Regions from separate parts of the Mus musculus genome. Here region 2 is linked to region 1. The links are chromatin contacts, found by Hi-C or POLR2A ChIA-PET in ENCODE. All regions are on one chromosome and are shown on one strand. The core of a region is the stretch at or near the end of the contact, and the rest is flanking DNA. Distances in the headings are between cores, read along the strand shown.

What was found. A loop is a pair of places that touch in the nucleus more often than their neighbours do. ChIA-PET counts read pairs that join two places held with the same protein, here RNA polymerase II (POLR2A).
Region 2: POLR2A ChIA-PET joins it to region 1 with 13 read pairs in Patski. The contact joins the enhancer-like site here to the promoter of Akap13 in region 1. A Hi-C loop is called at or near these places in 5 of 37 maps with a recorded cell type or tissue (Patski, T-helper 1 cell and heart). POLR2A ChIA-PET finds 5 or more read pairs at or near these places in 3 of 5 experiments (Patski and embryonic stem cell).

Annotation. Positions count from the first base shown.
Region 1 is chr7:75,453,863-75,457,220 of GRCm38, forward strand. Akap13 (A kinase (PRKA) anchor protein 13) reads left to right here and starts at 1,672. Exons shown (of 37, transcript NM_029332.1): 1 at 1,672-1,886.
Region 2 is chr7:75,414,270-75,417,818 of GRCm38, forward strand. No RefSeq gene overlaps it. Among named protein-coding and RNA genes, the nearest start is that of Gm46017, 21 kb to the right of the region's middle. Within about 2 kb of position 1,367, at least 1 of the 3 ENCODE cell types and tissues checked has a DNase peak (open chromatin) inside an H3K27ac peak, as active enhancers do; it is heart, where a contact is called at or near this core.

The DNA of each region.
Region 1 (3,358 bases), core at 422-2,921:
AAGGGATAATCCGTTTTCTCCAATGCACTCTCACTGGTTTTATCAATCACACTTCAGGGCAGGCCTCATGTTCCAGTTATTGGCCAACACAAAATGGACTCAGTGGTATTTTTGTGGACTTTTTGTTTCATTGTGCTGTGTTTTGGCTTTCTTTTTCTTTTTGGACTTGATCCTGGATTTGATTGTTTGATTTCCATTTTTGTGTTTCGTACTTTTTGCTTTTGTTTTATGAAGGAAGAAGAAAAGAAAAAACATGAAGTTGGATGAGTAGGGAGGTGGGGAGGATCTGAGAGGAACTGGAGAGTGGGAAAACAAGATCAAAACATGTTATATGAAGCATCTTTTCAATTAAAATAATTTTAAAAAGGGAAAGTGACATTTAACAACAGAAAATGCCTGGTACAATCACCAGGCACTGATAATACTTTCTGTTAAATATTTTCATGATGGTAGTGACCTTGTCTGGATTAAAACTTCCCAAATGACAGTGACTTCCATTCTTGCAGTTTTTGGCAGGTCCATATCTTGTATTACTATTTTTTTTAAACTGACTTTGAAATTATATGAAGTTAATCTTTTCATATAATTCTTTGAACATTTTCTTCATTCATATAATATACTTTGGCCACATTCTCCCAACCCATCCCTCTCAACTTCTTATTCTCCTTCTGCTCTTTAAAAAAACTTATGATCCACTGTGTTCAACTTGTACTGTCCATAGCTGTGTGGGTGCTGGGTCATCTACTGGGAGATGGTTGGCCAGAGGGAGTCCAATACTTAAAGGAAACTGTCCCCCAATGGGGTATTTATCTTAGGGGTACAGCCACATAATATTTTCATATTAATATGTTTTGATCACCTAAATAAAAATGCAAGGCCAGTACTCGCAGAGATTCCATTCTGTTCCTTCCCAGTCAATACCCTTCTCCTCCTAGGAAACTACCTTTCTTACTTCGACCACAATAAATATTAAACTGCACAGAAAACCTCACATTTCTTGCGTAATATTCATAATCCCCGGCTCCCCCCCCCCCCAACTTTCTATTGACCGAAAAAATAACATGTCAAAATAGTTTGGCATTATAGGCATGTTTTCCCTTAATAACACATTACAATATGTAACTATCAAAAAGAAGTTTCTTTTTGTACCAATTAATGTAGTATCTTGGGTCACCATTGGAACATGTCCATACTTGGTTTCTCCGAAGCAACTAGATGGTTTCTGAAGTCCATAGCAACTCAAAGGCAATGATTTTGTGGTGATCGAATAGCTCAAAGTCACTGTGACAATCTTCACCCATCCAACATACTTGAGTACTTTGTGCCGCTCCACCTTGGACTCTTAAGAAGACTCTATTGAGTCTTAGCGTCAACGTGTGGTAAGTGCTCCGACTTAGGTAAGCACCAGGCGCACAGAGGAAGGGTGGCTTCCGGTGATGGGGCGGATAGGAGAAGGTGGGTGGGCATTTCCCCAGCAGCTGCTGCCAGCCACCCGACTTTGATCACTTTGCCGCCTGGCAGCAGTGGCGGTCAACCTCATCGTTCCTTAGCAACCAGAGCCAACTGCCAAGAAGCCTTCCTATTGGGCTCACAGAACATGATGGGTAGTCTAATTGTCCAATAGAAACTTTTAGGCTTGGCTCGTTGCACCGCCCACCCCGGGCCGCAGGCGGCGCATGCGCGGGTGGGCAGGTCTGTGTGCAGGGCGGTCGCAGAGCCGGAGCTGCTGCTGCTAAGCTCTTGGGCTCGGTTGAGACCGCCGTGCTTGCTCCTTGCTCCAGCCGTCACCGCCGCCGCCGAGGGAGCGGCCGCCTATTGTCCTTCTCCGCGGCCAAGGCGCGGAGCTGCTCCGGCTCGGCCCGCGGGGGAGCCCGGGGAGCCGCACGGTGAGAGCGCAACTTAGTTGAGGGAGTTGAGGGAAGTTTGGGCGTCTGAGGAGGGGGCGCGCGCGCAGCCGCCCCTCCCCCTCGGCTGCTCTCGGCCGCGCGCGCGAGCTGCGGGACGCGGGGACGCGCGGGCGCGACGCGGGTGGCGGACCCTTCTTAGCATCGGCAGCCAGGGGTGGATAGCGCGGCCGCCGATCCCGGCCTCCTCGGACCCACGTTCCTCTGCTGCCCGCTTCTGTGGCGCCGGCTGCGGCTCTCCTCTGAGGGACGGCTGCTCGGTGGGGCGCGCCGCTCGAACAGAGAGTGCGGCTCCGGGAACGAGCAGCTCCCCGGGGCAGTCAAGCCGGGTAAACACTGCGCGCCCCGGCCACCTTTGGGGGCTTTCTCCCGAGATGGGGAGGGGGGCGCGGTGGGCGCCCCGGGAACGGTGGCGCATTCGACTCCTCTGCCCCTCGAGCTCTAGTGCAAGCACTTTGAGAACTAGCGAATCACTGCTTTTCGTAAATAGGCTCGCTGACACTTAACTGGGGTGCGAGACGCACCCTCAGTTTATTTCTCGCTAAGAAAGTGTCTGTCTTTCGGCTGAAAATATTGGCTAACTCTAAGTGTCTAGACTCTACTGTGAACTCAGGAGTTCACAATGAAAATGGATTGAGCAATCTCTGAGTGTTTCAGTCTTTGCTTTTCCCCTTCATAATGAAGTTATTTTGAGAGTTCATTGCGTTGAGCAGATTTACAAAGTGATGTGCCTTTTTGTCTGTCTGTCTGTCTGTCTGTTTTTTGTTACTACCCTCATGATTTCCCGAAGTCACTTACTCATTTAAACCCCCACCCCCCAAACTTTTGGATTGCCCGGGTCAGGAGGAGCGCTCCAGTTCTTGAACGTGCATTCATTGTCTGTAAAGAAGTTCCTATCAGTCGAGATGACTCTGAGATAAACCAGTGTGTCACTTTGTACACCATCATCTCTTGGGAATCATTCCGCTGCATTTCGTTGACTAGACTTGCGCTGTAATGGTAATTCAGTTTTAGCTCCCAAGAGAGAACCCTATCATTCATACTGAAACACAATGCCTCCCCCCCACCCCCCTCCCCCCGTCACTTCATGTTAATTTTAGTTGTATTTCTTTGACATTTGTTAAACTTAAATTTTTCTTTGAAGGCTACTGCTCATGGCATTTTGCTTTTTTTTTCTATGTGAATAACATGGACAAGTGGTGTGTGGGGTTTTCTGTTTTGTTTTTGGCTTTTCTTTGTATGAAACCCAGCTTCGTTTACCTGATGAAACCAAGGAAAAATATTCTGAAGGCACAGGGATTCAGGACTCACAGTCTTTGTGCTTAATTTTCCTTTCTGGGGTGGGTGTGGTGAGCAAAGGAGGTGGACAGAAGTTGGGAGTTATTGGTTAGTTACATAATATAAACAAATACTGCAAAATCGGGTGGCCAGGACACCTTCTCTGGACTGTGGTA
Region 2 (3,549 bases), core at 117-2,616, 40 kb before region 1:
AGGCATAGTGTCTGTCTTGTGGGTAGGTTAGAGTTTTAACTCTTTTTTTTTTTTTTTCCAACAAGCCAGTTTGGGTAGATGGCTAGCATTTGTTTACGTTTCCAAGGCCCGCAACAGGTAGTAACATACCGATGTAAGATTGACCTCATTCAATTGCCCAACAGCCTCTGCTCTTGTTATCTCATTACCTGAGCACAATGCCTTCCTGGTGTGCAGAGAGTTAATGAGGTCACCATCCCACACAGGAGAGCTTTTATTCCAGGGCTGGGCTTCTGCTGGGGCCTCTTCTCCCTGCTTTAGCCACCTGTGGTCACTCCTTCACATCCATTGGCTGTCTTTGGTGAACAGGCTATTGTTCTGTGGATGTTTTAAATGGCCCCTTTTGCCTATTTTTATTTCTTCTAATTAGGTCAGCAGCTTCTTGGGGACAAAGATTCTTTTACTTATTTGACACCTCACCCATAATGCATAGCATTCTCTTTGTATCCAATAGGTAGTCAGGCGTGCATTGTTGGCTGACTTATTTTCTCTGCCTCACCACCAACATAAGAGGAAAAAATAATCAAGCAGAAAGGGAAATGAATGAGCAATGGTCTAGATGTCTTTAGCTTCAGAAAAATTAATAGTTCTCTCTGCATTTTTATGGAGGATTCTTACTTGACGGTCACATTTTCCTACACATTAATGACGTTTTTGGTTGTGTTCTGGTGATAGTTGTTGTTATTGTTGTTGAGGCAAGATCTCACTTACTCTAAGCCCAGGATTCCCTGCAGCCCATGCTAGCCTAGAACTCACAGCGATCCTTCCACTTCCAGCCCCTCCAAGTGTTTACGTTACAGACACGATATCATCCCCTATACCAGCATTTTTTTTTTAAAGACAAGATTCCTTGTAGCCCAGGATGGCCTCAAACTCCTGATCTTTCTGCCTCTGGGATTCTATGCTTACAACACCATACCCAGCTATAGTGACTTAGTTTTGTTTTGTTTTGAAACTGGGTCTCATTATGTATCTTGGGTTGTCCTGGAACTTACTCTGTAAACCAGGCTAGCCTTGAACTCACAAGAGCTCTGCCTTCTTCGTCCTCCTGAGTGCTGGGGTTAAAGCTGTACACAGCCCTGACCTTGCAGCTATGTTGACTTTTCTAAACAAAGTGAAAGCCTTACTGAGTGCTAGGTTCCTTGTAGACATCCCTGTTTTATTTATCCTCACAGTAACAACCATCAACAATAACTGGTTTTATCATTATTGAGATTGACTGTCTGGGATATGAAGGAATTGCCCCAAAGCTTTCTGTCTGAGAACTAATGGAAGTGAGACTCAAGGCCAGTGGAATTCCAAAGCCCAAGGTTTTCCACTCCACTGCCTGTCCCGAGGCTCTGTCCCATGGTTTTCTGGCCCATCCCTTTCATTCCTTTTCTGTTTGACTGGCTTATCTGTAAATTGCGTAACACAGACTCCAGGGAAGTCTGATAATAGCTTTGAAAAGGGAGCACGTGGACTGAATGACAGCAACAAAGGGAAAGAGCATAGTTTACTGATCCCTTGTGGTAACCAGGTAGTTACTAGCCCTTTCCCAGTAACCAGGCTGTTTCTAGGCCCTTCATGGTTTTTGTTTTGGTTTTGTGTTTTGAGACAGAGCCTGCCTGGTAAAGCCCAAGCTGGATTCAACTGGCTAGATGGCTGAAGATCTTGGTTTTCTGACCTTCCTGCCTCACTTCAGGAATTACAAGTGTGCAACACCACACCCCATTTATTGATTCAGCTTACAGTCCTGAGATTCAAATGAGAAAGCTGAAGACCAGGAAGTCACATGACTTGTTCTTCAGCCCACAGGTCTTAGGTAATGGAATCACAACCTCACCCCAGAACTAATACGGAAGCAGAGTAGAAAATAGGAGATTAAATAAAATGCACACTTCGTGGTTTAGGGTGCTGTCTTTAGAGGGTTCTAGTGTCTCGTGCCATACAGGTTAGTCTGAGTGCATCAAGATTCTAAAATCTATGAGCTTCTGACACTGAAAATATTGGACACTTTCTCTGATGTGGTTCACTGAAGCTCAAGGAGGAAGCGCAAGAGGTCACAGGCCAAAGCCACATGTCCGACCAATCTCATGGTTCAGAGATGCTGCTGCTCACACATCCTTCTTGGTGACAGGAGAACCCAGAAAGCACCGGCTGCACTGAATGACCTTGGACTCTCCACAGACCACGTCCCAGGAAGAGATCTGGTCTGAAGCATCCTTTGGCTATGGAGCACACTATATGGACAGCTCCCAAAACAAGATTAAAAGAATTCCTTTTGGATCACAGATACAGGGGATAGTTGCTTTCTCTTCTTAGCAGTCATTCATTTGTTCCTGGCAAATGAACCCCATATGTTTGTACTGTTTGTAAATTGACACTCCCCACCCTTGGCAGGCAACTGGACTCAGCCAATCACAGCCATTTGTTCCCTTTTTCTAGTTTCTATCTCCTGTAAACCATAAGGGCAGATTATAATTATTACTAGTATTATTTGGCTGGGTTTTCTAAAGTGTGTGTGTATGTACACTTTTGGATGCCAGTCCATTTTAGAAACAGAATAATCTCAGTGTCCCACAAAGGAACACAAAACCAATTCAAAAGGAGCTTGGTAAGTCATTTATTTGGGGGAAAAGAGTGTTTCAAGGTCCAAATTGGTCTAGTGAGCACCATGGCCAAGAAAGTCTTTTATCCCTGCCTCTCATCCCATTTGTGGGAGTTGACCTTCACAATCTAACTCCATTGGCCTATTGGTGCAAAGGAGGAGGTTCAGGAACTAGGACTCTTTGCCTTTGATAGATAAAGCCTTAGATAGAAAAAAAACCAAAAGACTTTTCTCAAAGTTGTCCCCTTCCATACGATTTTTGAGGCAGAGTTTCTCCTCTTTCTTCCTCTTTGCACATTACTGGCTAGTTGGCCCTGAGCTTCCAGGGAGTCTTCTGTCTTCTACTGAAACTGGTTGTCTTCTTCTTCTTCTTCTTCTTCTTCTTCTTCTTCTTCTTCTTCTTCTTCTTCTTCTCCTTCTCCTTCTCCTTCTCCTTCTCCTTCTCCTTCTCCTTCTCCTTCTCCTTCTCCTTCTCCTTCTCCTTCTCCTTCTTCTTCTTCCCCTTCTTCTTCCCCTTCTTCCCCTTCCCTTTCTTCCCCTTCCCCTTCTTCCCCTTCCCCTTATTCTTTCCCTTCCCCTCCTCCTCCTCCTCCCCCACCCCTCCTCCTCCTTCTCCTCTCTCTCTGTCTCTCCCTGTCTCCAGGTCTCTTTACCCTCCCCCTCCTCGAGACATGGCCTCATTAAGTACTCTTGACTGTCCTAGGACTTGTAGAGTAGACCAGGCTAACCTGGCCCTCATAGAGATTCTCCTGTCTCAGCTTCCTGAGTTCTAGTGTTAAGAGTCGTGGACCATCATGCCTGGCTTGCATCTGTCTTTTCATATGGATTCTGGAGATAGAACTCAAGTCATCAGGTTCCAATAGCAAGAGCTTTTTACCCAGGGAGACACCTCACCAGGCAAGAGTTACTCTGTTTATTCC